Linked DNA regions of Mus musculus: all the other regions are linked to region 1. A link is a loop called in an ENCODE intact Hi-C map of the cell type or tissue named here. Cell type or tissue: heart. All regions are shown on one strand. Each heading gives the region's core, and the rest is flanking DNA. Links, peaks and the distances in the headings are about the cores only.

What was found. A loop is a pair of places that touch in the nucleus more often than their neighbours do. Peaks named below come from ENCODE experiments on the same cell type or tissue, not always from the same donor. Only the 100,000 strongest peaks of a DNase experiment are listed, where the experiment ranks them.
Region 2: it touches region 1 in a loop (4-fold over the local background); 5 of 42 quality-filtered maps call a loop at or near these places.
Region 3: it touches region 1 in a loop (2.4-fold over the local background); 2 of 42 quality-filtered maps call a loop at or near these places.

What each region holds. Positions count from the first base shown.
Region 1 is chr6:125,090,522-125,100,614 of GRCm38, forward strand. Chd4 (chromodomain helicase DNA binding protein 4) reads left to right here and starts at 5,460. Exons shown (of 39, transcript NM_001346610.1): 1 at 5,460-5,739; 2 at 6,566-6,744; 3 at 9,947-10,068. The coding sequence starts at 6,645. Mir7045 (microRNA 7045) reads left to right here and starts at 6,503; the gene lies at 6,503-6,565. In heart, for the core only: a CTCF peak has its summit at 5,787; DNase peaks (open chromatin) are centred at 5,420, 6,380, 7,650 and 8,230; H3K4me3 peaks cover 3,504 bases; H3K27ac peaks cover 3,985 bases.
Region 2 is chr6:125,160,649-125,170,741 of GRCm38, forward strand. Gapdh (glyceraldehyde-3-phosphate dehydrogenase) reads right to left here and starts at 5,125. Exons shown (of 7, transcript NM_008084.3): 1 at 4,904-5,125; 2 at 4,623-4,663; 3 at 2,491-2,788; 4 at 2,195-2,392; 5 at 1,830-2,060; 6 at 1,564-1,745; 7 at 1,204-1,453. The coding sequence starts at 4,645. The coding sequence ends at 1,384. Iffo1 (intermediate filament family orphan 1) reads left to right here. Exons shown (of 9, transcript NM_001302779.1): 9 at 1-1,134. Ncapd2 (non-SMC condensin I complex, subunit D2) reads right to left here. Exons shown (of 32, transcript NM_146171.1): 27 at 10,079-10,093; 28 at 9,486-9,566; 29 at 9,167-9,350; 30 at 8,215-8,341; 31 at 7,942-8,100; 32 at 7,359-7,671. The coding sequence ends at 7,586. In heart, for the core only: no CTCF peak of the experiment used is centred there; DNase peaks (open chromatin) are centred at 4,393, 5,013, 5,943, 6,363 and 2 weaker places; H3K4me3 peaks cover 4,948 bases; H3K27ac peaks cover 4,574 bases.
Region 3 is chr6:125,185,160-125,195,252 of GRCm38, forward strand. It overlaps Ncapd2 (non-SMC condensin I complex, subunit D2), which reads right to left and starts at 6,427. Exons shown (of 32, transcript NM_146171.1): 1 at 6,339-6,427; 2 at 4,604-4,749; 3 at 1,918-1,993; 4 at 1,595-1,653; 5 at 941-1,122; 6 at 535-677. The coding sequence starts at 4,730. Mrpl51 (mitochondrial ribosomal protein L51) reads left to right here and starts at 7,041. Exons shown (of 3, transcript NM_025595.3): 1 at 7,041-7,274; 2 at 7,357-7,467; 3 at 8,064-9,233. The coding sequence starts at 7,196. The coding sequence ends at 8,260. It also overlaps Scarna10. In heart, for the core only: a CTCF peak has its summit at 6,511; DNase peaks (open chromatin) are centred at 6,542 and 7,002; H3K4me3 peaks cover 3,322 bases; H3K27ac peaks cover 2,477 bases.

The sequences.
Region 1 (10,093 bases), core at 3,361-8,360:
GCTATCCAGTCTTCACAAATCCTCTTTGTGTCAGTGCAGAACACTAGCCCTTTGGGTTTCAGAGGACTCTCTATATCCACACAGAGGTGTGAGGAGAGGAACCATTGGTTGTATGCTAAAAACTCGGGGATAACCTTCTCCCGGTGTTATTCTAGGTTCCTGGGTCCCATGGAGTGGAAACAGAACTCTACATAACTGGCTAGAGAGGCTGCCCCTGGGGTGCATTAATTAGGAGATTATACTATCCTTAGTCTCCGTGGGCCAATCATGTCAGTGGTCTATTTATAATTAATCAAGGAGGTGAGCATAGGGCTGGGAAGGGAGTGGGAGGTACAGAAGCCGGAGCTCCACAAAAGCAGCACAAACACACTCCATCCCTTCCCTTCCGGGTACACAGGAAGTGGGCGGAGATACGGCTCAGCAGGTAGGGAACTCACCTCCCAAGAAGGCCCAGGTTTAGTTCCCAGCACCCACAAGGTAGCTCACAACTGCCCATAATTCCAGTTCCAGGGGCTTTGATGCCCTCTTCTTGTTCTCTTTGGCTGCTAGACATATACGTGCTGTGTGCATATACACGCAGGCAAATACATGCATAAAATAAAAATAAATCTAAAAAAGAAAGATTAAATGAAAAGGAATTTGAACCTTCTTGTTGTGGGATGGGGAGAGGGTGAGAAGCAAAGGACTAAGTGGGTAGAATCCGCAGGGACGCCGTGGGTGTGGCTGATGAAGAATCCTAGGCAAGAGGCTGTGGCTGACTACTTGTAAACTGCCCCTGGTTTATATTCACTGGTCGCTGTGATAATGTGGTATGTATATACATGAGAGAGGAAAGCTGGAGCAGTTGGAGATATTTAAACACCAGGATTTGAGACCCAGAGACATGCTACATCCAGGAGAACAGGGATCGAAGAGGATCTAATAGGTACCCAGCAGCACTGTGTAAGAAGAAACAGCTAGCCACATCCTAGCTGGGTGTTGGTGGTGCATGCCTTTAACCTTAGCACTCAGCAGGCAGAGACAAAGGCAGATCCCTGTGAGTTCCGGGACAGCCAGAATTACACAGAGAAACCCTCTTTCGGAAAAACAAAAAGAACAAAAACCAACCAACCAACCAAACAAACAAACAAACAAACAAACGGGCCACATCCTCTCCCACCCACCGTGAAGCACCAACTCACGAGGGGGGGGGGTGAACTTGGAAGAAGGTCTGGACACACAAATGACACTGGATCTTGATGTCAAGAAAGCTGGACTGAGGGAGACTAAGCTTGTGGGGTGTAGGGAATAGCCAGTACACCACAGTAACCCCCCCAGAGGGCGGTCCAGAGGGGCCAGCTATGTTTTGGGGGAAAAAAAAAAAAGAAAAGCCGGGCGGTGGTGGCGCATGCCTTTAATCCCAGCACTTTGGAGGCAGAGGCAGGCGGATCTCTGAGTTCAAGGCCAGCCTGGTCTACAGAGTGAGTTCCAGGACAGCCATGGCTACCCATAGAAACCCTGTCTTGAAAAAAACCACCCCCCCCCCAAAAAAAAAAAAAAAAGAAAACATGAACTTCAAAGATGAGTGCTCCTGGGAAGAACTAATGTGGCTTTGCTTGTTTTGAGACAAGATCTCTCGGTTTCTCCCCAGCTGGCCTAGAATTTACTGCGTCGATCAGGCTGGCCTCAAACTCAAAGATCCACCTGCCTCATCTCTTCAGTATGGGGTTAAAGGTGTCTACTACCTCCTGCCCTGTTAGACCTAAGGGTTAAGACTCTAGTTTTAAGGTGAGAAAGTGCTTAAATATGGAATGCTCACGGTTATACACATAGGGTTTGGTGGGAAGATCTGTCTAGTTTCCCTGGTGATCTATTTGGGAGCAAGGAGACTGTCATTTTTCAGGGTAAAGTCCTGCCTACATGAAAGTCCAGAACTCACTAAATTCAGTCCTTTGAATTTCACAGGACAGTGTTATCTGTTGGGTCCCTGTCTCTAGGGAAGGTGAGGTGAGGTGCAGGAGAGAGAGCGTGAAGGTCTTCCTGTTCGCTTTCGGATCCGGAAGGCCTCTTCCTGTAAAGAAGTTCCGGTTCCTTTTCAAGCTCTCCAACTTCCACAGCTCTTTGGCCTTCCTGAAACAGACAAGACTAGAGCAGAGGGAGACCCCTCTGGGTTAAGAGAAAGAGGCCTAGAGGCAGTGGGGGTGGGATATTGGCTTTTCACTTGCAGCCTTATTTTCTGGAACCAGGAAGAGGGAAAAGTGAGAGATTCTTAGGAGGTTTAAGATTGCTGTTTATTTTTGTCTTGTTTGGGACAAGAGCTTACTCTGTGGACCAGGACTGGAGTTCAATTCCTGGCATCCACATCAGGCAGCTTCTAACTGCCTATAACTGCGCTCTAGGTGATCTGATAATACCCTTCTCTCTCTCTCTCTCTCTCTCTCTCTCTCTCTCTCTCTCTCGCACGCACGCACACACACACACACGCACGCACACACAGAGTAATAATTAAAAATTTAAAAGGGGGGGGGGCAGCCGGGCGTGGTGGAGCACACCTTTAATCCCAGCACTCGGGAGGCAGAGGCAGGCGGATTTCTGAGTTCGAGGCCAGCCTGGTCTACATAGTGAGTTCCAGGACAGCCAGGGCTACACAGAAAAACCCTGTCTCGAAAAACCAAAAGAAAAAAACATAAAAACGGGGGGGGGGGGGGGGGAGGGGAGAGGCGGGCTGGCGAGATGGCTCAGCGGGTAAGAGTGCTGATAGCTCTTCTGAAGGTCCTAAGTTCAAATCCCAGCAACCACATGGTGGCTCACAACCACCCATAATGAGATCTGATGCCCTCTTCTGATGTGTCTGAAGTCAGCTACTTACATATAATAATAAATCTTTAAAAAACAAAACAAAACAAAAAATTTAAAAGAGAGAACCTATCCAGAAAAAAAAAGCAAAAAAAAAAAAAAAAAAAAAAAAAGCCAATAAGCGAAAAGAATAAGCGCAGCAGTTGTGGTCCAGGATGTGTTTAAAGGGACACACGGCAACAATACGGATTTTAAGCATCAGGACCACTGACTGGATGATTGCTGCTTACCAGTCAAAATCCTTTAGCACATAGGGAGTAGCTAGGGGATGATTTGAAGGCTTGCATCACCAGGCCCTGCAGGAAGTTATCTTGACCAGCCTTCTCTTGTAAACTCCTCCAGATCAGCAGTTCTCAACCTGTAGGTCATGGTCCCTTTGACCATGGGAAAACACAGATATTTACATTACGATTCATCACAATAGCAAGATTACAGTTAGGAAGTAGCAACGAAAATAACTTTATGGTCGGGGGTCACTATAACACGAGGAGCTGTATTAAAGGATCGCAGCAGTAGGAAGGGTAAGAACCATTGGTCTAGATGGCCCACCTACCTCGACCTCTACTGGGGATGTGACCTCCTGAGAACAGTTTAGATTTGCTCAGTTCTTTATGACAGGACATTGGGGAACAGTGGTCAGTGGTCTTTCTCTCTCTCTCTTTCTCTCTTTCGTTTTTCTAGTATGGAATAGTTTATTTAGGGCATGGGGAGGGGAGTTGAGGAGGGAGGAGAGTGAGAGAGAGAGAGAGAGAAGTAGAGGACTGGAGAGAGGCTGGCCATCATGAACATGGAGAGCAGGTGATGATGGGGATAGGAGGGAAGGGACAGCAGGAAGAGAGTTAGAGAGCAAGAATTACTAGATATTTTTATATTGTATCATGCATGGTCTCTTTGGTTGTTTAATGTTTCTTCATTATACATTTAATATTTATTCATGGGTGCCCCATTAGCCCAGTTGGTTAGAGCACGGTGCTGGTAATAAATAAATAAATTATAATTATCCGAGACTTGTTTTTACTGTAGCCTAGGCTGACCTTGAATTCACTGAGTAGCAGAGAATGGCCTTGATCCCTTGATCATCTCGTGTGTTCTCTGAGTGCTGAGGTTATTGGCATGTGATAATGTTCCCAGCTGTGACTGTTTCTTGAAGGAAGGCACCTGTGTGTTGGTATCCTCGTTCTCGGTCGGTAAGTAGCTAGCTCTTTACCTTGTTAGTACTCTGTCAAGGGTATGTCGAATGAACTTTAGTGATGGTGAGTACAGAGCAAGGCATGGTAGAGGACTCTCAGTCCATGGTGGTGATAGGCTATCTGTCCACGGAGGCTGCCTGGACTTGAAGGTGGCAGTGTAGAGGACTTCTGGAATGTTGAGAAATAGTTTTGGGATGGGGGTTTGTAATTGTTATGGGATGTTCTGGGTGAGTTAAAGTTTTTCATCATGAAGTTTTATGCAAGTGTTTCATCTAGTCAGCATATTATTTGTTTGAGTTTACACAAACATTCAAAGCTGGAGGGAGGTAAGTATCTAGAACATACCTGGATTTGGTGGGGTTTGTTGGGGCTCGAGGTTGGCTCTTGGTTCCTGAGTGTCTGCAAATGATGAGCTAGGAAGTCTGGGGGTCCTGAACTTTGAGAGCCCAGAATGCTCCTATTGCCCAGGAAGGGACTAAAGTGTGTGCTAGTGGGGACAGGGCAGTTAGCAGTTTGCCACACCCTCTCTGCTCTAGTTGGAAGAGCCTGACAACTTCTAGAGGTGGGGGAGGTTGTGACAATTAGGGGATGTCTGGCCAGACCTGTGTGCGGTGATGGAGTGTAGCAGAAGTATTATGGGATGTGGCACTGGGTTGTGTTGGGACAATTATGGTATCGTGGGCTTTTTGAAATTATGGGATGGGAGAGTAGATAGAGTAAATGATAGGACATTTTCCCAGTGTTAGTGGAGGAGATTTAGATGTCCATTTGTGGGGTGACAGCAGAGCTGCTGATCATTAGTGAGTATCTCTTTGCTAGGAGGAATGGTAATTTATGGACCATGGAGCTAGAAAGAGACTGGGAAGGCTGTGGGTGGTAAAGTGAGCATCTAGAATCTCAACCCTAGTGCAGGGACTGAGGGCAGCTCTGGGGGGGTTGGATATTATGGGATATCAGTATAGAAAGTGGGAGACTGATTATTACGGGATCCGTGTGGGAGGAGGCCCAGTGTCCGTTGTTGTAGTATGGGGTGGGTGAGTTTCTGACAATCATGGGATGTCAAACTGGGGGTGGTTATTATGGGATGTCGGTGGGGGATGGGTTGAATATTATGGGATATGAGGCTGAAGTGCTGGGAGGGGTGCTTATTATGGGATGGCCAAGGGGAGGGAGGGGTAATGAGTTATTATGGGATGTTAGCAGTAAGGCCAAGAGTGAAGAAGTTGGCAAAGAGTGGTTATTATGGGTTATCTAAGGGAGGGGGAGCAGGTTTTAGTTTGTAAAAGATCTGCACTATATGTCTGTAGCCCCGGGCACATATATGCATAGAGTGTGGGGGGCGGGGTGTGTGTATGTGGGGTGTCCGTGTGTATTATGGGATGGCCAGGAGGTGGGCGGTTGCCCAGGTGACGCGCGCGCGCGCTCGACGGGGGCGTGGCCAATGGTTGCCTGAGCGACGAGGGGGCGGGGGTTGCCCGGGAGACCTAAAGAGGAGGGTGGCGGTAGTGGAGGGGGGGGTTGGAGTTGGTTGAGGTTATTATGGGCTGTCCGTGGGGGGCGGGGCCTGTGCGGTGGGATTTCCCGGCCGGTGTTTCGGGCCCTTTAAGAGGCGACGCCGGAGCCGGAGCCATTTTCCCCCCTTCGGCCGCGGCGAGGAGGAGCTGGAGCGGGAGTGACACCGGCGAGACCCAGCGCGACCTGAGGCGGCTCTAGGGTGAGGAGCGCGCGAGGCAACGGGAGAGACATCTCTCTCAGCCCGACGTCGTCCCGGGGGTCATTCCTTCACCTGTCCCTTCTTCAGGCGTCCCGGGGCCCGCGGGCCGTCCCCTCTCCAGGGAGCCGACCCTTCTTCCCCGGAGGCGGCCGGGTTACCTCCAGACGGCGCCCTGCCCTGAGGGAGTCCTGCTCCCCGCCCCCCCCCCCTCCTGGGCTCGGCCTCCCACAATGCCGGGCGAGCGCCTGCCCGCCCGCCCCTCGCCCTTTGCTCGCTAGCCCCCCGGGACACGTGGCCCGGCCCCCTTCCCGGTGGGTGCTCGCTTTCCTCCGGCGTCCCGACTCTTCGGGACCCCGGAGCGCCCGAGCCTCCACGCCCCCTGGTCCCCGCCGTTCCGGAAGAGAACCTGAGTTGTCCCAGAGGACAGCCTTTGGAGAGCTGCCCTGTCTGGGGACTGGCCCCTCCCCGGGCGCAGAGGAGCGCCCCCCCACTCCCAAGTGACCTTGTGTCCCCGAGCACCGGCCGCCTCCCCTGACCCTCTCCGCGCCTCCCCACTCGAACCCCACTCCCCAGGCACTCCTGGCTCAGGCCAGGCTAGCTTCTTCCTTCCCCTCCATGCACCAGCCTGCCCTCGGGGGCGTCATTCCCTCTTCTTGGGGGCTCCTGCTGGGGAGCCGGCTCACGGGCTGTCCCCGAGGAGTGTGGAACTAAGTTCAGCCTGAGTGGTTCGGGTGCTTGGCTAGGGTGGTAGGGCAGGGGGGCGGAAAGAGCGGGTGGGGGAGGGGGACTGCGCGTCACTCACTGTTCTCCCCCCTCCCCCGCACAGTGACTCGGGCCAGTGCAGAGGGCCCCAGGCCGCAGGCAGGAGCAGCTGGGCCAATTCCCTGGCCGGGGAACGGAAGGGGATGGCGTCGGGCCTGGGCTCCCCGTCCCCCTGCTCAGCGGGCAGTGAGGAGGAGGATATGGACGCACTTCTGAACAACAGCCTGCCCCCACCCCATCCAGGTAACATCTTCCCGGAGGGCCCAGGGCAGGAAGATGTTTGATCTTTCCTCGAGACTCCAGTGAGGCTGCGTTCGCGCGCTGCTTGTCCCTGTGCAGAACCCAGGGTGGAGGGCATCCGAAGGGAGTGGTTCTTTTCTGCGGAGCTCTTGTGTGCTGGGGGGTGCTGGGGGAGGTGGAAGCCATGTGCCTCTTGGGCACCACGGACCCAGATGCAAGCTGGCTTCACTCAAGGCTGTCTGGAATGCTCCGCAGTCCCCGGTTGAGGGAGCTCTCTGGGTTAGCTTTACCTCGTGCAGGTTCTTGGAGGAATGCAGGTGGTTCCGACTCTGGTGGTGACATGGTGGGGTGCGGTGGGGATTTCTGTTGCGGGAGCCCTGCCAGGCATCTGGGATCCCGCGGTTGTTCCCTGGAGAAGAAAGCGAGAGTGTTGGTTGCTTTCTGTCCCGATCTCTTACGGGTTCTCTGTGCTGTTTCAAGAGTGTAAAGTTTGAATCTCACTCTTTATCAGATCTGTAGAACTTTGTTAGTCAGATTGTTGGGATTTTTTTGAGTGGAGAAGGATGGAGGGCTAGGAGAGGCAGCATGCAGTAGCCTAGTGAGGGCAGAGGGAGGGAATTGGCCCTTGGTGTGGACATAATCTTGGATCTTTACTAGGGGCTTCCGCCACTCTGAGGTAGCTTGGGGTCTGGTCTGGATTGGTGGCGTGAGGTGTTTGTGTGGGTGTGTTAGGGTTTGCACTGTGTTTTGGGGTTGCTCCCTGGACTGGCTAAACCCGTATTATTATAACCATCTTGCCTGAGTGCCTGCCCTCAAGTGATGGCTGATGTCATGCTTGGAAGTGGATGTCTTTCTCTTGTCTCCTTATTTAGAGCCCCCTTAGTTAAGGCACCTATTGGCTTGACTCCCCCACATTCATTGCAAGGTCGGTATCTTCTCTGCGTCCACGTAGTTTCCTACACCGTGGAGCCCGGCTGTCCTGGTTACTACCCTGTGAAGCCTGGCTGTCCTGTTTTTTGTTCCTTACGGCATGGCTCTCACTTCTGCCTTTTCCTGAGCCCCAACTGGAGGGTGAGATATCCAGAAGAAATCATTTTCAAATTTGTCATTTAAGAGAGCCATTATTCTTGCTGCTGAGTCCTAGGCTGCTGAGATAAGGGACTTAGATCTGTGTCTGATCACTGAGGTGTAGGCCTGCGGAGCTCTGCCTTTGCGAGGGTGAGGTGGGTAAGGAGGAAGACTTACTTTTCCTTCCTTGTCTTTATGAGAGGCTGGGTGATGCTGTCTGACCAGCGTTGCTTCCCATCTTAGCCATAACCCCTTGCTTGAAGGTCTGGGGCTTCCCTCCCAAGTGGGAGCACTGCAGGCTCTCAGTGTGAACTCTGCCCCAATCTGTAGCATGACCCAGTTTTTCCTCTGGCCACACCCAGTTCTGCCCCTTTCCCAAATCTCCCTCTATGGCATGCAGCGTGATGGGCCTGAGGAGTTGGAGGGCTGTGTGTGGGTGGAAAGGGGCCCACTGTGCCTCCACAGCCCTGTCCCTGGCTCACTTCTGCTCCGCAGGCAGAGGAAGAAGGCTTTGGTGGGTACTGTAAGGGCTGTGGGCCAGAAGCCCTTAAAAAAATGGTGTGTTTAGGGATGAGAGGGGCCTCCAAGCCTCTGACCTAACCCTGGGACGGGTGTGGATGGGAGGCCCGTGGCACTTTGTCCAACCTTGGGATCTGACTGGCTCCAGCATCATTTAGGGCTACTTCTGGGTTATGCACTGAGTGTGCGGGATTAAAGGGAGGGAGTCTGCTGTTTGGGGGCTTGGGCATGGTTTCTGCAGGTTGGGTAGGATTCTTGTTGGGTGACTGGGGAAGCTGAGCTTTGACACTTGGTTCCTCAAGCTAAAGCTTTCTGATTCCTTGTAGGGATGAAGGTTGTATGGTTTGGTAACCTCCATTGAGCCCTTGTTAAGTCTTAGTTCTAATGTCTTTAAAGAATACAAGTGAGTGAGTACTGCAGTCATTCCAATAGTTTACTCTGGTGCTGTCTTGGCTTTCTTGTCTGGGACATGAGGGTGACCTCTTACAAACTGTGTCATCCTAGAGTAGGTATTAGAGATCACTGGCTTTGGACCTAGGTAGGGCCAGGTAATAATTTGAGAAGTTTTCTTTGAGGGTACTCTCCGCTCTGTGTACTTCTGTTGGCTCCACCCCCACCCTTGCCACTTCCTGTCTGTCCTATGTTGGCACTGGGTGCCCTGGGCTGGCTTCTGCGGTCAGGAGCCATTTTCCTTCTCCTCAGTGGGTGAGACACTCCCTTCTCTCTCCTCCCTTCCCTACTCCCCCTCTTCTTGAGCGGGGGTGGCTTGGGAAGAAGGAGAAGGGAACTGGGAGCTGGTGTACATGGCTGGTACAAAGAAAGCTGCTTCCCAGCCTTCTCCCCCTGTGCCCCTCTCTACCTACCCTTGCTCAGGATTCCCTAGTGTTACCAGGCTTTGTGTGTGCTTCTCGCCAGGGAAGGAGGTGGAGCCAGATGGGAGGGGGGTTGGGAAGGGGAGATGGTGACAGCTGGGCTGATTCCAGGCCCCTAGGGAGAAGAGCTGGCTGACCCAGGAGAAAGCTGGAAAGAAACAGTAGGACTAGAGATGCCGAAGGGAACTGGGAGAGGGTGTGAAGTTGAACTGGCAACTGAATGTGGGACTGGGGAGATTCTGGTGGTTCTGAGCAGTGATAGTCCCAAAGGGGTTTAATAAGGGTGTTTGTTGTGTTGTAGGCCCTGAGCCTGGTATTTGTTCTAGGGTGGCATGGTAAGGGATGAGTCTGTTCAGTGCCTTCTGGGAAGACTCTCCTTATTTCCTGTCTTAGGAGCTGTTTGGTGGCCACTTTTGGGAGAGCTGGATGGAGTTAGCTCTTTCACTTACTAAGTTCCAAGCTGCTCAATTCAGCGGTGCTGGTAGACACAGAAGGTGCCTAGAGTGGTGAGGAAAGGAGGCAGGGGCCTGGACAGCTGCCCCAGGTGGGCCTGGCCTGGCCTGGCGGCCGATTTTGGGTATATACAGCTCTTTGTTTCTGTGCTGGGTCTCAGCTCCCTTGAGTGTAGTACAGCAGTTCTCTTCTAGGGCGAGAGGTGGGGACAGAGGATCTGAACCATCTGCATTGGGCCCTCACCTGTGCTGTTGCTCTTTTCCCTGCCTGCCTCTGTTTGCCAATCTATGTAGAAAATGAGGAAGACCCAGACGAGGATTTATCCGAAGCAGAGACTCCAAAGCTCAAGAAGAAGAAAAAGCCTAAGAAACCTCGAGACCCTAAAATCCCTAAGAGCAAGCGCCAAAAAAAGGAGGTGAGTGGGTGACTGAGTGTTCTGG
Region 2 (10,093 bases), core at 2,321-7,320, 69 kb after region 1:
CTGGCACCCCAGAGCTCACTGGGGCAGGGGTGTGGGTCTGCAGGGGTGTGGGTCTTCTGTGCCACTGCATGAAGCCTGGCCCTGGGCTGTCCCTCCCCAGGTTCTGGGGTGTCTGGAGCTAGGCTCAGCCCCACCCTCCCTGTACAACGCCCATGACATTGGGACACTCCTTCCTGCCTTCCTCACATGTGGGTATCTGCTACTTCTCCATCTTCGGAATGCTGCCAGGACACTTGTGAGCCTCCCTTTTCCACTTTGTAAGGAATGTGATCACGGGACCTGCCTGTATTCCTTGGGTATCTTGGATTTTGTACTGGTGCTAACTTGCCTAGGCACTCGTGTGAAGCAGATTCATCATGTACCTTGGGATAGGGCTTTGCTCCCTAGTAAGGCTTTGGAGGGTGTGGGGTGCTCTGTCCACATGCTCCCAGCTGTTCACTTGCCTCTTGCAGTGAACATGGCCGTGCAGGCTCGCCTTTGGGAAGTCCTGTGCTGGGCCCAGGTCGCGGCTGAGGAGGTGAAGCTGCTGCCCGCACATGGGTGTGGCCTGCAGGTTACTGGTGCTCGGGGCCTGTTTCTCCAGTGAGCAGCTGAGGGTATGCCGCCATGGCTGTCACTGACAAAACCAAAAGGTTAAGATGTCCCTGACCTAGGGAGTCAGTCACGACCTCCCAGGAGACGCTATGTTGAACTATTGGAATGGAACCTTTAAAAGCAATGACGGTGTGGAATACTTCCCAAGCACTGAGTCACTGTGTGACGCACGAACCAAAGCATCGACCAGTGCTACAGCCCCTCTTCATGGATACCACTAGGTTTTACTGTACTGGGCGCCCTTCCAATTTTATCTAATTTTACGTCTGTCTGCAGGAGGGCTGGGTACAATTAACCTTTGTTTGCAGATAAAAGGACACCGATCTTTCTCAAGAGCAGTGAGCTCTGGAAGTCAGTGCTGTCCAACAAGTGAGTCTCAGACTGCATTTCCTGTCCCATTGTCAAGCCCCACCCTCCGCATTGCCAGACATATCAGCTGTTCAGGACAGGCGCCCTGGGCTGGGACTTGGATAGAATGTAGCCCTGGACTTCCGGCACCCAGCTGGATGTCAGAGCCAATAAAGATACATGCACAAAAGTTGATTGAGCCTGCTTCACCTCCCCATACACACCCTCCCTCCCCCAACACCGCATTAAAACCAAGGAGAGGTGGGTGCAGCGAACTTTATTGATGGTATTCAAGAGAGTAGGGAGGGCTCCCTAGGCCCCTCCTGTTATTATGGGGGTCTGGGATGGAAATTGTGAGGGAGATGCTCAGTGTTGGGGGCCGAGTTGGGATAGGGCCTCTCTTGCTCAGTGTCCTTGCTGGGGTGGGTGGTCCAGGGTTTCTTACTCCTTGGAGGCCATGTAGGCCATGAGGTCCACCACCCTGTTGCTGTAGCCGTATTCATTGTCATACCTAGAACAAATTGGGACAACTGTTAGTTTGGGTTTCTTTTCTGAGCTAGCCACCAGAGGGCACCAAACCCCCAGTTGCTCTTAAAAGTCAGGTTTCCCATCCCCACATACCAGGAAATGAGCTTGACAAAGTTGTCATTGAGAGCAATGCCAGCCCCGGCATCGAAGGTGGAAGAGTGGGAGTTGCTGTTGAAGTCGCAGGAGACAACCTGGTCCTCAGTGTAGCCCAAGATGCCCTTCAGTGGGCCCTCAGATGCCTGCTTCACCACCTTCTTGATGTCATCATACTTGGCCTGATAAGAACAAACCCCAAAATGACTATCCTTGTCCCAAGTCACTGTCACACCAGAGACAAGCCCAGCTCTCCCCATACATACAGGTTTCTCCAGGCGGCACGTCAGATCCACGACGGACACATTGGGGGTAGGAACACGGAAGGCCATGCCAGTGAGCTTCCCGTTCAGCTCTGGGATGACCTTGCCCACAGCCTTGGCAGCACCAGTGGATGCAGGGATGATGTTCTGGGCAGCCCCACGGCCATCACGCCACAGCTTTCCAGAGGGGCCATCCACAGTCTTCTGGGTGGCAGTGATGGCATGGACTGTGGTCTAGAAAACACGGGGGCAATGAGTGAGGTCCTGCACGGCACCCCTCTACCCAAAAGGGACACCTACAAAGAAGGGTCCACTCATGGCAGGGTAAGATAAGAAATGCATGAGCTGTCTCCCCACTGCCTACATACCATGAGCCCTTCCACAATGCCAAAGTTGTCATGGATGACCTTGGCCAGGGGGGCTAAGCAGTTGGTGGTGCAGGATGCATTGCTGACAATCTTGAGTGAGTTGTCATATTTCTCGTGGTTCACACCCATCACAAACATGGGGGCATCGGCAGAAGGGGCGGAGATGATGACCCTTTTGGCTCCACCCTTCAAGTGGGCCTGTTTAAGGGAAAGAAGTTGATTTCAGACTCAGTTCTTGGTTTTCAGGTTGCACCATATCAAGGGTGCCCGTCACCTTCAGCTTTCCGGCCACTTACCCCGGCCTTCTCCATGGTGGTGAAGACACCAGTAGACTCCACGACATACTCAGCACCGGCCTCACCCCATTTGATGTTAGTGGGGTCTCGCTCCTGGAAGATGGTGATGGGCTTCCCGTTGATGACAAGCTTCCCATTCTCGGCCTTGACTGTGCCGTTGAATTTGCCGTGAGTGGAGTCATACTGGAACATGTAGACCATGTAGTTGAGGTCAATGAAGGGGTCGTTGATGGCAACAATCTCCACTTTGCCACTGCAAATGGCAGCCCTGGTGACCAGGCGCCCAATACGGCCAAATCTGAAAGACAAGAAACAGGGGAGCTGAGATCAGAACTCCTCATGGGTCTGTAGTGAGCCCCAGGCTATCTCATGTTCTTCAGAGTGGAATACTGTTGCACCATAGGTGTGGAGAACCTGCAGCCATCAGCTATGCACGTACCACAACAAAGGTACAAGCCTTTATGCAGACACAGTACATTAGAAATGTATGCATCAGGAAGTTCATGTTTTGTTCAGAATTCCCTTTAATAAAGCTAGTTGAATGCTTGGATGTACAACCCAAATATAGACTGTTCCCACCCTAGAAAGTCCAAAGAGATCTAATTTTATATTCTTTGAGCAGCCGAGGCCTGGCAGGGCTTTTATAGCACGGTTATAAAGTGGAGGTTTCTTTCCTGTCCAAGAGGTGATTGCTTGCCCAGCAAACCTCCTCCAAGTCATTCTAAGTCTCTTAAGAAGTGGCAGTTTGCCCCAGTCTGGGTACAAGCTTGGCACATCACCCCCATCACTCATGCCCTGGGAAGTTTGTTCCAGCATGGCTGGACTTCAGGCTACACCCCCTGGACAGGGCAGACCTGTGAACTCATTCATCAGCAAGCTCAAAGGGCAAGGCTAAAGGTCAGCGTGAGCAGCACAGGGCGGGCCCACCTGTGTCCTCCAAGTCCCTCGAACTAAGGGGAAAGACTGAGAAAACATGTGGGGGGTTTCCAACCCTAATCCCAGGGCTCGTTCGCGAAACACCTGTTCTTCTCGGGCAAAAATGAGAGCCGGAGCAACAGATGTGTGTAGGGGGAGCAGGGTGGAGAGCCCGCTCAGACCCCAGATCCAGAAAGGTCACACGGCTAAATTTAACCTCAGATCAGGGCGGAGTGGAGAGATCTGGTTTCTGGAGGATGGAACGGGGAGAAGGGCAGGATTCTGAGGCGCAGGGACACCCAATCCTCTTAATGACCTTTACATCCTGGCCTATAGGGCCTGGGTCAGTGCGAGGCTGTGATGGGAAGTGCAGGGGATGGAAGGGGCTGCTACTACAGGAGCCATTTTGTGGTGGAAAATTTCTTTTCAGAACCACCATGACTCAGCTCCCCATCCCACGGCTCTGCACTACGCCATAACTACCTCTGGGGTTGGGAGGTCAAGCGGACCTCTGTAAGTCCGCTTTGATTTTCAGAGAATAATCTAGAATACGCATTATGCCCGAGGACAATAAGGCTCAAGGGCTTTTAAGGCTAATAAGGTGAGACAGATTGTGAGGTAGAACTCTCTCGAGAGCACGGAAGCCTTGCATCACCTGGCCTACAGGATAAAGGACACTCCACCCAGCCGAGAGGAATGAGGTTAGTCACAAGCTAGGAAGAAGGAAGGCCTAAGCAAGATTTCATAACGGCGGTTCATTCATTTCCTTCCCGTTTGCAACATGGCGGCGGCCAGTTACCCTAAAGGAAGCCCAAGCCTGGGAGATGATGCGCAAAGGTATGCACCTCACAACGCCATGCCACCGACCCCGAGGAAGGGGGAGATGGGGGAGGGGCTTCCCTCCTGGCACGTGACTCCTCAGGGCGCGAAAGTAAAGAAAGAAGCCCCGGACTGGGGATTACGGGATGGGTCTGAACGGGCGCGTGGGGTTGTTCCTAATACTTAAGACTCCGGGCCGCTCATCCCCGCAAAGGCGGAGTTACCAGAGGTGCAGCAGCTGGGGGCCGCAAGTGCGAGCCATCGCCAGGTCCGAGCGCTGACCTTGAGGTCTCCTTGGGCGCTTCGGCCACCTCATCCACCTCCCCACAGTACTGCAGAGCCCCCGGGTCAGCAAGACCTGCGTAGGCAACGGAGCAGGGCCCCGCCCTGGAACTCACCCGTTCACACCGACCTTCACCATTTTGTCTACGGGACGAGGCTGCAGGAGAAGAAAATGAGATTAGCGTGGCCCGAAGGACACCAGGCAGTCCCCTCCCCCACCCCGCCTCCATTCCCGCCGTGCGCCCCATCACGTCCTCCATCATCCCCCCCCTGCAATGCGGAGCCTGGGTCCGGCTTGCACACTTCGCACCAGCATCCCTAGACCCGTACAGTGCCCACTCCCCTTCCCAGTTTCCGACTGTCCCCGGCCTCCTGCGGCCCACTCCGCGATTTTCACCTGGCACTGCACAAGAAGATGCGGCCGTCTCTGGAACAGGGAGGAGCAGAGAGCACCAGGGAGGGCTGCAGTCCGTATTTATAGGAACCCGGATGGTGGGGGGGAGCTGATGACGCGCGCCCCGCCTCCCGCCCTGCTTATCCAGTCCTAGCTCAAGGGCGCAGAGGCCTGAGCTACGTGCACCCGTAAAGCCGCGAGTAGCTGGGCCTCTCTCATTTCCCCTCCTCCCTCTCTTTGGACCCGCCTCATTTTTGAAATGTGCACGCACCAAGCGTGTGGGCTCCGAACTGATAGGGGGAGGGGAGCTGAGATTGCCCCGCTCAGGAGGTGACCGGGTGATGGTTCCCAGGATAGGACTCAGGGAATACAGACTATGAACTTAAGGACGAGGAGTCCTTGGAGTGTGCACCAAGGACATCCAGGACCCAGAGACCTGAATGCTGCTTCCCGAGTAAAATGGGAGAACAGGGGAAATGGAGAAGTGTGGGTCTCCCTGCCACTGCATCATCGAACCTCTCCCCATTATTGAAAAGGCTGCGGAAAAGTTGAGGATCTTCTCCTCGTTGTTCTTCGGTAGTGACACAGCAACCCCCCCCCCCGAAAAAAAAAAGAGTGGAAGAAAATGCCAGGGTGGGGGCACTTTTCCTCCCGCGGGAGCCCTCAGGAGCCCCATTTCCCTATCTGCCCCCCCCCCCCTCCTGGCTTCTGTCTTTGGCCAGAGGCCTGGCTTGTGTACCGCGCTGTGAGGGCAAGGGGGTGGCCAGGAAGACGCTTGAAAAGGAGATTGCTACGCCATAGGTCAGGATGCCCTGCAGCCTGGAAACCTGATAATTGAGACTTACAAACACTCTCCTGAGTTTACCTGATGAACCTAAGCTGGGACCCCGGGGTAAGGGCAGCATCCCTCTTAAGGGTTGAATTGGAGGAGGCTCAGAGGCCTCCTATAGTATCCCTCCTCGGAACCTGAGAGCTGCCCCGCCCAGGCTAGGAGACACTGCCCCTTTCACCCACTGTAGCCCCAGGGTGGAGAGTTGGGACGTGAGGGCGGAAGTCCCTCCCCATCCAGGGACGTGCTGACTGGCCCTGGAGCCAGGGACTCTCCTTTTTTGGCTGCCCTCGTGGACACAGGGTGAGATCAGTGAGGGGAGAACACAGGAGAGGAAATATTATACCCCTGAGCCAGGACAGGGAAGCCCCTAGCCTCTTGCCACAAGTGGAAGGGAGAAAAGGCATTCTTTGGTTTTATTTTGTCTTTTCGAGACCGGGATTCTTCACTCCGAAGGGTAGGGAGGCTGGGAAGGGTGGAAGGGCTTGGGAGCACTGTAGCAGGTGCAGGGCAGGGGGACTCTGGCGCCTCTTTGCTAGGCCAGTGCAACATGAAACCAGCCCCCTGCTCATCTAGCTCAAGAGCCTATTGCTAAGTTTAGCTGGCCTGGTGATAACCTTTGCTTAAAAGGCAGGGAGCACGCTGGGCTGCACCCCAAATCTAGTCTTGGCTCCTTGCCCTTCCAGATTGCCCTACCTCCTTGGGGCCCCAGAGCCAAGGCTGTGTTAGACTGACAGCTGTGTGGCCCGTGCCCAGGCTTCCCATGAGCGGGGAGCAGGCCAGATGAACAGGGTGGGAAGGGTGGGAGTGGCCCCAGCGCAGTGGTGGGGAGGAGAGGCATGGCAGATTCAGAGTCCCTTTTCTGCCTTCCTACCGAGGCTCTATGCACAGCGTTAACCCTTTTCCTACCCAAAGAGCCCTTCCATAGCCCAGCCCTAACCTAGTGTTTCAGAGGTGCACCTTCCCTTTTGCCTCACGCCTGTCATCTATCATTACTGTCCCCTCACCAAGAGGTAGGGAGCACTTCAGCAGCACTGTGCTGTTGTCATGGCAGCAGAAACAGCAGTTGTGCCTCCTGCTCCAAGTGACTCAGCAGATTAAGGGCTTGGGGATGGTGGGCACACAGCATGGCTTACAGCTGGACCTCCTGCAGACCCCTTAGTGTAGTGAAGGACTGGCTCTGGGGCGATGGACCTTGTCACCTATAGAACTGAGTGGGGTTCATAATCTCTGCCATTAGCCAGGCTGAGTCATTTGCCAGTCTTCGGGGGATGGGGTGGGGCGCACAGAGGAAACAAACCTTAGGTCTAGAGCAGCATTTCTCAAGTTGTGTACTCCTGACATGCTGTGTTATGGGGCACAATGTGCATGAAGGTGGCCTTCATCTTAAGGCTTTCACTGCAGCCCCCTGCCCCACAAGGCAAACAGAAATAAGTCTCTAGGTATTACCGAATGTTTTCTGGGGTGCAAAGTACCCCAGACTGCTGAGAACTGTTCACGTGAACCTAGAAACCGCATAATTCTGCACAGCAGAGTTTCAGTTGTGCAAGGATGAGGCACCACAGGGGCCATGAAGATCCAGACACAGCTCAGGGCTAAGGATGGGACAGACCAGCCAGGACAGGATGCTTAAAAGTCTATAAAAACATTTATTCATTAGAAAACAGCAATTGGCACAGGCTCGGAGAAAGGGAAAGTGGCAGCAGGGCTCTAAGAGAAAGACCTCAATGCAAAGGCCATTTCCATGTTAAAACCACAGACAACAAGCACTTCTACAAGGGGGGGGGGGCACTGAATCCAAGATCATCCAGTAAGATACCCTGCACGGCAGGGACGGGAGTAGGCAAAGGCAGCTCCTAGGACCTGTGTCTTCGCCCAGATGCTCTGCGGATGGGGGTGGTTCTCTTGGGTGTCTCTTCTTCTGTCATCTCTGCTGAAAGTTCTATTCAAAGAATTATAGGAACAAAAGCTGAGTCATAAAGATGGGGCAAAATGGATCTCAAAGTAAACACATGCGCGCGTGCGCACGCGCACACGTGTGCACACACACACACAAACACACACACAAACACACACGCACACGGCACACTGTGAAAGTCAGCCGAGCTGCATAGTGAGGAAGACATGGCCAGGAAGAATGAATCCACAGCTAGGCAAGCCCCACTGGAAGACCCCACACAGGCAGCTGATCTGTTGGGAGGGTGTATCATACCGTCCTCACTGGACTCGTCACTCAAGAAGACAACTTTGGCTTTCCTCTGGGACTTCTTGCGCTGCTGAGTTTGTGGACGACCAGGTTTGGTACGTCGCGGCTTAGGTGTGACAAAGTCATTGTCTGAGTCTACAGAAGTCAGAGGCTGTAGCCTTGAGACTAGAAAAGAAAGGCAAGGGGACCATTTCAAAACCAAAAACAAACCACAAAGGAACAAAAAAAGGGTGGGGACCACTCATAGGAGCCCCATGTGGGCTTGCATCCCTCTCATACCAGCGGAGGGTTTCTTGGCAGACAGGGCTCGCTGGCTGCCTCCCTGGCCAGTTTCAAACTCCTCTATTCCATCCATGCCTCTGGTGTGACAGGCACGAAGCTTCTGCTCAAATTCATCTATTATAGCCTGGAGGACAGAAAGTTAAAGACAGGGCTGGAAACATTATCTCCCTGCTTAAAAAGAAATAGCCATGAAAAGAGAGAAAACTAAAGAAACCAATCTGAAACTGTGATTCCAACTAACTGATGCCACCACAGGGGTGGGGGGTAAGGTGACCTCAAAGTCCTGAAAATGCCCAGTATGACACAAGTGGTAAGTATGTGCCACTGTGTCCAGTGAGTGGACTTTGGATGCTGATCTGTCAATCACGTTCCTTCATCCAGGACCACGTATACCAGGACAAGAAGGTCATGGGGTGGAGGCCATGCGGGTGTGGGACAGAGCATATGGGAGCTCTACTTACTGACTTTTGCTTTAAACATGAAACTACTCTAAAGAAGCAGTCCAGTGCAAACATGTGCGGCATACCTCTACTACCAGGAGACAGAGGCAGGGGAATCTCTGTTAGTCTGAGGCAGCTGGGTCTACATAGCAAGACCCTATCTCAAGGCCTTCACTGGGGCTGGGAAGGTGGCATAGTGGTTAGGAGCACTGGCTGCTCTTACAAAAGACCTGTGTTCAGTTCTCAGGGCCCACAACAGTCTAACTCCAATTCCAAGGGGACTTGGCACCTTCATGCAAACATATACACAGGCAAAATACCAATGCATGTTAACAAAAAAGGAAATGAATGGCCTTTAAAAAAGGGACCAGGAATTAAGATCTGGTCTTAGTCACTCTGGTTCCATAGCTGTAGTGAGGCTAGCAAGGCAGAAAGTTCAGACAGGAGTCTCAGAGCACTTAGGGAGGCAGATGAAGTTTACTGCACCGGAACCTAACAGGACCACTCACCTTGCCCTCAGGCTTGGCCCCGCGACGCAGTTTGCCCACAACTGACAAGAAAGCACTGAAGACAGACTCATCTAAGAGCTTATCGCCAAAGCACTCAAAGTTGTCTAGCATCTTCTGGAGACCTCGCTCTGTGAGGGGCAGCTGGGACATACAGTAGGCTAGGTCTCGGTACTGACGCTCAGTTCTACAGGGAGGGAGAGACTCTGTGAGGCACACACATCCTCCCCCTTCAGTCTCCTTTGGTCCCACGGATGCCACCAGGGACTCTCTCTTCTGAAAGGTCCCTCTTAGCACAAAGATGTCCCAAAATGGAGCATACCGGGCTGTGCGGAACCGCTGACACAGCTTTTCTACCAAGCTCTCAGTCTGTTTGTCCTTGGTGATGTAGGAGAGGAGCTGCCTGTGAGGAGAGAGTGTACGATTGGCCAGGAAACCCCTTTCTCAGCTCCTACACTGAAGCCACCACCCCAACCCCAGCATGGCCTCTTCTGTCCTTGCTTTAGAAGAGAGTTCTTTGCATGGCCTTCTACCGCCTGTCCTCTGGTCTCCTTCCCTTTATTGAGAAAGCAAATAACAGCTGCCACCTAGTGACTGCTACTATGTGCCTCACCCTCACCCTCAAGCAGCACCCTACCCTATGTAAGAGCCTCCACAACTATGCAGCAAGTCCTGTCAACCTCATACGGTTAAGACGGGCAAACAGGTCAAGTAACTTGTGGAGAAAGTACGGCTAAAATGTCCATCTAGAGCTGAAGACAGCGGCAGAGTGCTTGCCTAGCACATGCAAGACCCTGTGTTCATTCTTCTTCATTCTTTGCATTCCATCCATCCATCCATCCATCCATCCATCCATCCATCCATCCTAAGTCTGTGTGCCCCCCCCCCCACTACTCTAGATCTAAAGAGCCATACTTCATGATGGTGTGG
Region 3 (10,093 bases), core at 3,477-8,476, 95 kb after region 1:
CTTATTTGGAGATAGAACCTCACCACTATACAGCCCTGGATGGCCCAGAAGTCTTTATGTTGACCAGGCTAGTCTCAAACTCTCAAGAGATTGGCTTGCCTCTGCCTCCCAAGTGCTAGGATTAAAGGTGTGCACCATGCACCAGCTTCACCTAGGGGATTTTCAGTAAACACATCTTCATGAATGTATGGGTATTAACATGAGAATTTCATTGTGGTGGCACATGCCTTTAATCCCAGTACTTGGAAGGCAAAGGCAGGTGAACTTCTGTGAGTTCAAACCCAGTTTGGTCTACATAGACTTCCAGGCCGACCAAGGCTGCAGTGAGACATTGTCTCTCAAAAAGGGGGGAGGGGACAAGAGAGAAACGCACATTCCATTCAGTATGTATTATATGTATGCATGTAATAGACACTCCTATGTACTACTGCAAACAGCACTAAGGGATGACGGATTTAAAAGGCTTATCTAGCACCAGAACCGCATTTTGCACGGCTCAAGATCATCTGCTCAAGTTGCGTCCTAACTCCCCACCTGACAAATTCTTCTTCAATTGCTGAGTGGTTCCATAGGTGACGGATGTCCAGCTGGAGCAGCTGTGTTAAAAGCTGAAGAACTGGTTGCCTCTCTTCCTCCCAGTCAAAGCCAAGGGTTGCTTTGGCCCGGGCTCTCTTACCCTAAAGTGAAGGTGGAGATCAGTCAGAGAGAGCAGCGGTCATCGAGTCCCTGTGCCCGCACTCAGTATCAAGGCAAGGCCAGGCAGTACCATGGAGGATAAGCTCTAGAATGCACAGGAACTACTTGACAGGGAAGGAGAGCTGGACCTTAAGTGCTCCCTCCTAAACCCCAAGCAAGAACAATAAGCATGCTAAAATCATTGGTTCCTTTCCCATCAATTCCTTTCCCCCTCACATAAAATAGGTCAGGGATATCCAATTACCTTCCCACCGATGTCCAGGTCAATGAGGCTTGTCTGGCTGGTCATATTCTCAAAGGACTCCAAAAGGCGTATCAGGGCATAGCAGTTCATTTTGAGGGCATTCAGGTGGGCGCTTCTATCTGATCCACTCAGAGCTGCATCATCCAGGATGGACGACAGTTCCTGGGAGTGGCGGGATACCACTGTGAGGGGCAGAATCTGGGGGTTGGTCTCATTGGCTTTCTTCACATAACCCAACTTCCAAACACTTAGCGCTTATAGCCATCAGATTACCAAAGATCTGTGTGTCATCTCTCAGTGGCCATGACACAGCTAAGTCCTTTGAGACCACTGACCCTGGCACCTCGAATATAAGACTGTTCCTACTTTCATTCCAGTTACCACAATTCCTCCCTGGCAGCTGGAGAATCACCCCGACTGGAGTGAGGTAATTTAAAGAGTAGGAAATTTTTTGTCGGTCCGCCCTTACAGTGAACGCACATTACTCTGTATCGACCACCAAGATTACAGACCTGAATAGGTCAGAGGTCCCTGGACTTAGCTAAACCAACTGAATCACAACAGCCTTGATATCATCACATGGCTGAGAAAATGTAGGAACTGCTAAACATAATAACCAACACCTCCCAGCCCCTGCCCCCGGACCCCAGACACCTTTCTTCAGGAATTCCAGAGTGTCTTCCTTGAGGCCAGGTTCTATACTTCGAAAGTGACTATGAGGGAAAGAAAGTGTGGGGGTGAGACAGGAGCCTACAGAGCCCATTCTCAAAGATCAGCTCTAAGGACTCTAACGTGAAAATACTTGGGAAATTGTCAAGTAAACACGGTGGCAAGCTGGATAAATGCTCACTATGGATGTCAGTACCCAGAACCAAGTATCAGTGAACCCATAATTTGTAATTTCAAAACTCACATGCAAAAATTAAGAGAAAAAGCCACCAGTTCTTTCCAGAGCACTGGCTGTGAATTTCACTTACTGTAAAATGCTGTAGACTGTATCGAAGTGCTCCAGTATGGCGAGGGGCCCCTGAGCTCGGAAGGCAGACTGAAATGCTGGAAAATGAAGGAGGAAAGACAGGATTTCTTGGTATCTATTTTTCTCCAGAAGGCACTTATATCAAAAAGCGGATGAGTCTGACGTCATGGCACATAGCCATAGCCTCAGCAACTCAGGAGGCTACAGCTAAGAGTTGCTACCACAGAGAGACCCGGTCTTTAAACAAAAGCAAACCCACAGGTCAAGCAAAGTGGCAGGGCCTTAGCACCGGCACTAACTGAGCACTCGGCAGTGTCTCTGCACTGCTCCACACAACTGCTTCCTACACTTCAGTCAACAAAGGATGGCACACATGACAAAGTCAGTGACACAGCAACAATCTACACAATAACAAAACTGCCCGATGACACAGGACTTAGAAGGCATCCCGTTAAATGACGTGTGAAATCATGCATCAGTCACATTTTTGGTAAGGCAAACACCTGTGGACACAGATATTAATTACTGTGGTATTTCCCAGATTGTTGTTTTCTATTTTCATTACTGTTTCTATAACTGCTAATGTGAATCCTAGGTAAGAATGGATTGAGGCTAGGTGGGTGTGGTGGTGTGTTCCTTTAATCCCAGCATCGAGGAGGCAGAAGCAGGGTCACACAGTGAGACTGCCTCAAAAAACGGAGGGGAAAGAGGGAAGCTGAGATGACCAGGTACAGGATCCCAAATGTCCCGTACGGTTGCTCTGCCCTACCTCAAAAGACAGGGTCTCTTTCCCTCTTAATTATTAATTAAACTGTTTACCTGTCTGTGTTAGAACAGGCTTCTGCAACCCGCCTGTTACTGCGGTTGGGTCCAGACCCCCATGCTTGTCCACAGGGCCCTCCTCACCTTGGCCTCACTCTGGACGCTTCCCCTCTCCTCCCTTTCTCTCAGTTCTCTCTTACATTAAAGCTTTATAAGCACACACTCATTGTATAAAGTAGGTTTTGTTACATTTTCTTTTTATGGAAAGGGTTAAGACAAGGCTTCCCTATGTCAATCAGGCTGGCCTTGAACCCACAGAGGTCTGCCTGCCTCTGGCTTTCCAAGAGCTGGCTTTAAAGGCATGGACCACCACACCTGGCTCATTACATTTTCATACACAAATATCATGCACTTTAGTCATATTCACAATTCTCTCATAAAAATATGGAATGTTTCATCAGGTGGTGGTGGCGCACACCTTTAATCACAGCACTCTAGAGGCAGAGGCATGTGGATCTCTGTGAGTTCAAGGCCTGGTCTACAGAGTGAGTTCCAGGACAGCCAGGGATACATGGAGGAACCGTTGTCTCAGAAAAAACAAAAAACAAAACCAAACCACCAAAAACTATGGACTGTTTCTGGGCCGTTCTTCTTCCTGTCTCCTTCCAACCTAGGAATCGGTGCCCCAGAAATGAGCTTTACTTCCTCACACTATAGCATGGCCCAGCACTACCTTCTATTTTCCTGGCCAAGTCCTGGAGTCAACAATTCTTGGTGCGTTCTGGCTCATGTTAGAGGAGAAGGATTTGTAAAAACTGAAGCTCTAGGCACCAGACAGAGTCACTGTTGCTCCCAGATACTAAGAGAGGCTGAGGCAGGAGGACTGAAAACTCCAAAGCCTCACTTTGTACACACTAGGTAAGCATGGTACCAGTTGAGCTACATCCCCAGCCCTTCTCTTGCTCTTGATTCAATCCCATGTTATTTTACTCACCAGGCCCTAGAAGCAATAGGCTTTAATATACATACCAAACATTAAGCATGTAGTAAGCTATACCATGAAAACGTGTGCACCCGTACTCTTAATGATGTTTCCATATTAATGAATCATCTAGCAACAGGCCTCTCAAACGTGTCTCCCCACACGGCATGTTTAAGTGACAAGCGACTATGTTGTGTGCTGTTGCAGCTATGTTTCTCCTTCACTGAACATCCTGGAAACATAATGTAGTTTCTAAACAGTGCTCTCTGAGAATAGGCAAGGCAAACCCTGGCACCGCCCACAGGACTTCTAAACTTCATGCATTTATTGTATGTGTGCTGGTGTTCTGTTCTGGTGTAGTGTGCACACACACACCTCTATCTGTCTGTCTTGTCTATCCATTCATCCATCCACGTACCACATGCACAAGTTACAGACAGTAGTGAGCTGCCTTGTGAATAGTGGGACTCAAACCTGGGTCCTCTGGAAGAATAGGCAGTACCCTTAACCTCTAAACCACCTCTCCAACCCCTAGTCTACAATTACCAGGACTATACATTGACACATGGTAAGAGGTAAAAATACAAAAACCGGAGCCGGGCAGTGGTGGCGCACACCTTTAATCCCAGCACTTGGGAGGCAGAGGCAGGCGGATTTCTGAGTTCGAGGCCAGCCTGGTCTACAGAGTGAGTTCCAGGCCAGCCAGGGCTACACAGAGAAACCCTGTCTCGAAAAAAAAACAAAAACCACCTTTTTCTCAAAAATGGCCCAGGACATTTTATGCCATGAATTCCATGTGGTGATACAAATAAACCAACCAACCAACCAACTATGGGACAACAAACAACTAAAGGCAGGGACTAGGAAAGACCTCCCTGGCCCAGATGGAGTGTCCCGGGGCTGTAGAACAGAAAGGATAACATCATTGCATGGAGTCTCTCACCTCTAAGCTGGGATGAGAGGTGCTTGACGGGCAGCACCTCCCGGACAACGTACTGATTCACACCTCCACTTTTCAGCAGCTCCTCTGGAGATAAGGGCAAGTGGAATTCAAAGTTGTGGGGAGACATCTTTCTCCCCCTGGTTCACCTAGAAACCAAACAGCAAAAAAAAAAAAGGCATGGTGTAAATCTACCAGTGTGTCATCTTTTGATTATGTGACAAGAACATTTCTACTGAGTCTACCCCAGGTTCAGTTCAATATAAATAAAATATATATTTTTTCAAATGTTTTTCAGTCTTATAACAGCTATATGAATCGTCTTATAAAATATAAGATCAGAGCCGCACAAAGTAACACATGCTTATATCTATGTCCCAAGTCCACGGGAATCAGTAGGATGGAGTTCAAGGCTAGTCTCGGCTACGTGGTGTGGGCTGCAAGAGATCTTGTCATAAAACACCCTCCCCTGCAAACCCTCACCCTCAATATAAAAGCAACTCTAGAGGAGAATAATTTTTTCCTTTAAGTTTTATTGCATTCTGATGAGAAAAGATACATAATTTCAATTTACCTGAATTTGTTACATATTTTGAGTAAATAGACTTACATCACATTCTTCTTTCCCTTTTGTACCCCAACTCCTCCCAGAGAGTCCCCCCTTTCAAAACCTGCAATACCTTTTGTTTTTTATCATATTCTTTAAAATTTATAAAATAAGCTGGGCGTGGTAGCACACGCCTTTAATCCCAGCACTCGGGAGGCAGAGGCAGTTCCAGGACAGCCAGGGCTATACAGAGAAACCCTAACTCAAAAAAAAACAAAACAAACAAACAAAAATATATATACATATAATATTGTAACAATAACAATGAGTATTATAAAAGTTGTGTGATATAACACAACAATCAATTGAACAGTCTTATGCAGATGTTTGTCTACAGCAATACTGAAAATACATATGTTTTTCTCGGTATAAATTTTAAATAACTCCAAATATATTAACTGTATGATATTTTAAAATAATATATCACTATTAGTTTTTTAAAAATCAACACAAATAGATCAAGTGAGCATAATTCTTATTATTCTGACACTAAGTCATTGAGTCTCATGGTCTCTGTAAAATGGTGTTGCTCTGGGGATCAAAAGAATCAAGGGATAAAAACTAGTCAATAGCCAGGGGTGGTGGAACATGTGTATAAAGGCAACATTAGAAGGCTGAGGCAGGAGGACTGCTGAGTTTGATGTCAGCCAGGACTGCAGTGAGGCTGCAAGGAGTACATCTCAACAACAACAACAACAACAACAACAACAACACAACAACACAAGACAATACTAATGAACTATTAAGTGACAATCAGTGTATACATACAGACTTATTGCTTCCATTTTAAAGTGAAAAAAATCCTTAAGAAATATTTTACTGAGCATTGGGGTTCCAGCCCAATCAATGGAATGGAAGGACATTAACTTCTACTTATCCTGTGCCTGATTTCAGTCTCATGGGGTGCAGAACGAAACAACCAAATTTACACATTGGGTAGTAAGGCTATGCGATTTTGCCCACACCACACATTCAGATTCTGATCTGTCAGACACACAGCCATACTGGATCTCAAGGGCATCCCTACCAGACCGTCGCTCCCGACCGCACTCCGGCAAAGGCTGCGTCACGTCCTGGACCTGCTTTTTCTCAACCTTTCCCTTCCCAACCTTTCGCACTGCCACATCTCACCTGGACCCCGCGACACCCCTCACCCGCCGCTTCTTCAACCGGAGAGCCCCCTGCTGAAAAGGAAGGAAGAAAACAATAGGGCAGGATACGCGCCAAACAACGAGATGGTTTTCAAGCTAGCGGAGGAACCGGCCAATCCGCGGCAGGCTGAGACGGAGACCCGCCTCAGCGCCAGGCGTCGCGCTCGCGGAGCCCGCAATTCCCTGTTCAAACCTCAACGGCTGCCAGGAGGCCAATCGCGACAGAGGCTGGAGAAGCCAACCAATCACAGCCCCGGGGGCGGGGCAAGCGGGCGAGGGGCGTGGCCCCGAGTCTGCGCTTTCCCGGCATCTCTACCGTAGTCGGCTAAGCATGGTCACCCGTTGTCTCTCCGCGGGCCGCCTAAAGCAGTCCAGCTTTTAACCATGTGGCGCCCGGCCCTGTACACTCCGGGAATATACTGCCCCAGCAAAACTCAGCTTGCCGTAGCGCCAGGCTCCCGTCCTCCACTTCCCTCACAGTTGAGGACGCGCAAGGGACAGGAGAGAGCTTATTTTAACGGAATTTCGGTTTGGGGGCGTCCTTTCCTGCGACAACAAACACCGCAGCGGTTCCATTCTTCCAGGGGCTAAACCGGAAGTATTTGACTGGACGCGCCTCACAGGCCGGAACTTGGAGGGCGGGGCTTGTGGCTGTGCGAGCCACCTTGGGATGACTCCCTAAGCTACCTGGGTAAGGCCCAAAATGGCTCCTCTTACTGTCACTACCGTGTGAGTCCCGCCTGGGACTGTAATCTGTGTCTTGGCTTTGGAATTCACACCCGCTCCCCATTTTTCCGGCTGGTTTGCTGCCCCTACTGAGGCGGACAGGCTAGAGTAATGGCAGGGAGTGTCCCTTGGGCGGCAAGTAGGAGACTGTGGGGCTGGGTGCCCTCGGCATGCCGAAGCTTCTCTCTGGGTAAGTGGCTTAAGTGTAGTAGGACGGCCGGCTAACGGCTTGTCACTGGGCAGTGCTGATTCATGCTTCTGTCCTTCCCTAGGCGTCCCACGGTTGGCCTTCGTAAGGCTCACTCTTCCACCTCCCAAAGTGGTTGATCGCTGGAACGAGAAGAGGGCTCTGTTTGGCGTCTACGACAACATTGGAATCCTGGGTAGGACGCGATTCCTGGTTTCTGAAGGATTAGTATGCTCTCTTGACTCTTTCGGTTTTATTTGTGGAGAGAATAGTAATGTGCCCGGGGCAAGCCTGGGGGCACAAACCTGTTACACGGGAGATGAAGCCAGGCAAGACCAGTCTGAGATGCGGAGAATAGTGAGGAGTGCGGGACTCAGTCTCACTAACACAGTAGTGGGCAGGTCTGAGGGCCAAAGCGAGTAAATGGGAGTGTCAGTATTTGAACCCAGACATTTCTGGCTGCAAAGTCTTTACTCCTTTCTTTCTTTCTTCTTTTTTAAATAAGATTTTTGTGTTTTCTGAATGTGTACCGTGTACTGCTCAAGCAATGCCTGCAGGTTCAGGGTGACTTCCTAGAACTTCCCTTTCAGGCAGTCGTGAACCTTCAGTTGAGAGTGCTGGGGAATCCTTTGGAAGAGCAAGTGTTACAAAGACTCTGTCCCTTGTACTAGACTGGTGTGTGCCTTGTCTGTCAGTAGTTCTGATCAGGGAGATGAAACTGTGTTGAAGGCCTAGTTGGGCTAGGCTGACTTCTCTTCTCTTGAAACTAGTATATATTCTGTCACGTTACAGGGAATTTCGAGAAGCACCCAAAAGAACTGATCAAGGGCCCAGTATGGCTTCGAGGCTGGAGAGGAAATGAATTGCAGCGTTGTGTCCGAAAGAAGAAATTTGTGGGAAACAGGATGTTCATTGAGGACCTGCATAACCTTAACAAACGGATCAGCTATCTCTACAAACACTTTAACCGACATGGGAAGTACAGATAGGACGGGAAATGTGTCACCCTGGAGAAGGGGAACAGGACTTATCCCAGCAAGGAGAGAGCTTTGTGTGCTCGATGTAATAAAAAAATGGGGCTCCTTTGGAATCTGATATGCCCAGTGCTACATTTACTCATGCACTCTGACGTCTGCCTCGTTCCTAAGTCACATGATCTTTTGTTACTATTACTTACAGCCCAGTTATGCTTGTGGCCTTTATAACAATCATTTATTGCTGGCACTTTCTGACACTGGCACCTCGTGTAAGTTTTTAAAGAATTTATTTTTATTTATTTTATCTTATTTTTTTGTAATCTTGGAGCTGAAACCCAGGGACTTGCTCATTCTAGGGAACTCTGCCACTAGCCGCCCAGGCCCTTGGAAGTGTAGCTGCTATTTCTAAAGACTCTGCCACCCCAAAATGAACTAGGAAAGTGAAATTACACTTTGTACTGCTCTTATCAGTTATAAGTTAGGGAACTTGTCTGAGTACCACAGCATTTCCCATCCTCTTGAATAGGGCAGTTTTGTGGAGGCTGACCTTGAGTCATGCCCAGTTTTATGAAGTGTTAAAGATCACACCCAGTATTACCCCTGTGTGTGCTACCCTGTTTGCTTTTTTTTTTTTTTTAGGGGAAAAAAATGTCATTTAAGAAAGATATTTTAGGGCTGGTGAGATGGCACTGACTGCTCTTCTGAAGGTCCTGAGTTCAAATCCCAGCAGCCACATGGTGGCTCACAACCACCCATAATGAGATCTGACGCCCTCTTCTGGTGCATCTGAAGTCAGTCACAGTGTACTTATTTTTAATAATAAAAAAGTCTTTGATCATTGGACCAGAGCAAGTGGAGTTGACCAGAGAGAGCAAGGTCAACTGAGGCAGCAGAGGTCCTAAATTCAATTCCCAACAACCACATGAAGCCTCACAACCATCTGTACAGCTACAGTGTACTCACATACATTAAATAAATCTTTTTTTAAAAAGAAAGATATTTTAATACAGGTTTGAGCATCAGGGCTATGAGAGAGGTGTTCAGAGGTAAAACACTTGAGAGCATGAGTGTGGGCTTCCCTGAGAGACTCTTCTATATGGCATAGTGCTGGCGTCTTGGATATACCAAGTACTTTATAGTGAGCTATAGACCCTCTGCTGCACTTTGCTTTTGTTAGTATATATTACAAAAATAATAGGTTTTGCTATGACATTCTTCATTTACTTCTTTTGGTTTTTTGAGATAGGGTTTTCTCTATGTAGCCTTGGCTATCCTGGAACTCAGTATGTAGACCAGGCTAGCCTTGAACTCATGGAGATAATACCTTAGTGTTGGATCTAAGGCTTAAGCCACCACATTTTCCACAGGTTTTTGAATTTATGTTTCAATTGAAATCAATTCAGTGAGAAGTCTGGAGATGACAGAAAGGTAATCCAGGGAATTTTTCTTGCATTTTTTTTTTTTTTTTAAACAGTCTTGGGGCTGGAGAGATGATTCCAGCCATCTCCCAGGGATGCTCTTGCAGGTTGCCCAGGTTAATTCCCAGCTCACACATGGTGACTCAAGGCTGACTATACTTCCAGTTTCTGGGCTTCCCATGGAGACAGGCATGCACATGTGCACAGGCATAGCTGCATGTATTATTGCATGTAAAACATGAAATAATAATAATAAGCCGGGCGGTGGTGGTGCACACCTTTAATCCCAGCACTCAGGAGGCAGAAGCAGGTGGATTTCTGAGTTCGGCTATACAGAGAAATCCTGTCTCGAAAAAACAAAACAAACATAAAAACAAAAACAAACAAACAAACACCAAAAACCTATAGTCTCTCAAAGTCAGGCTCA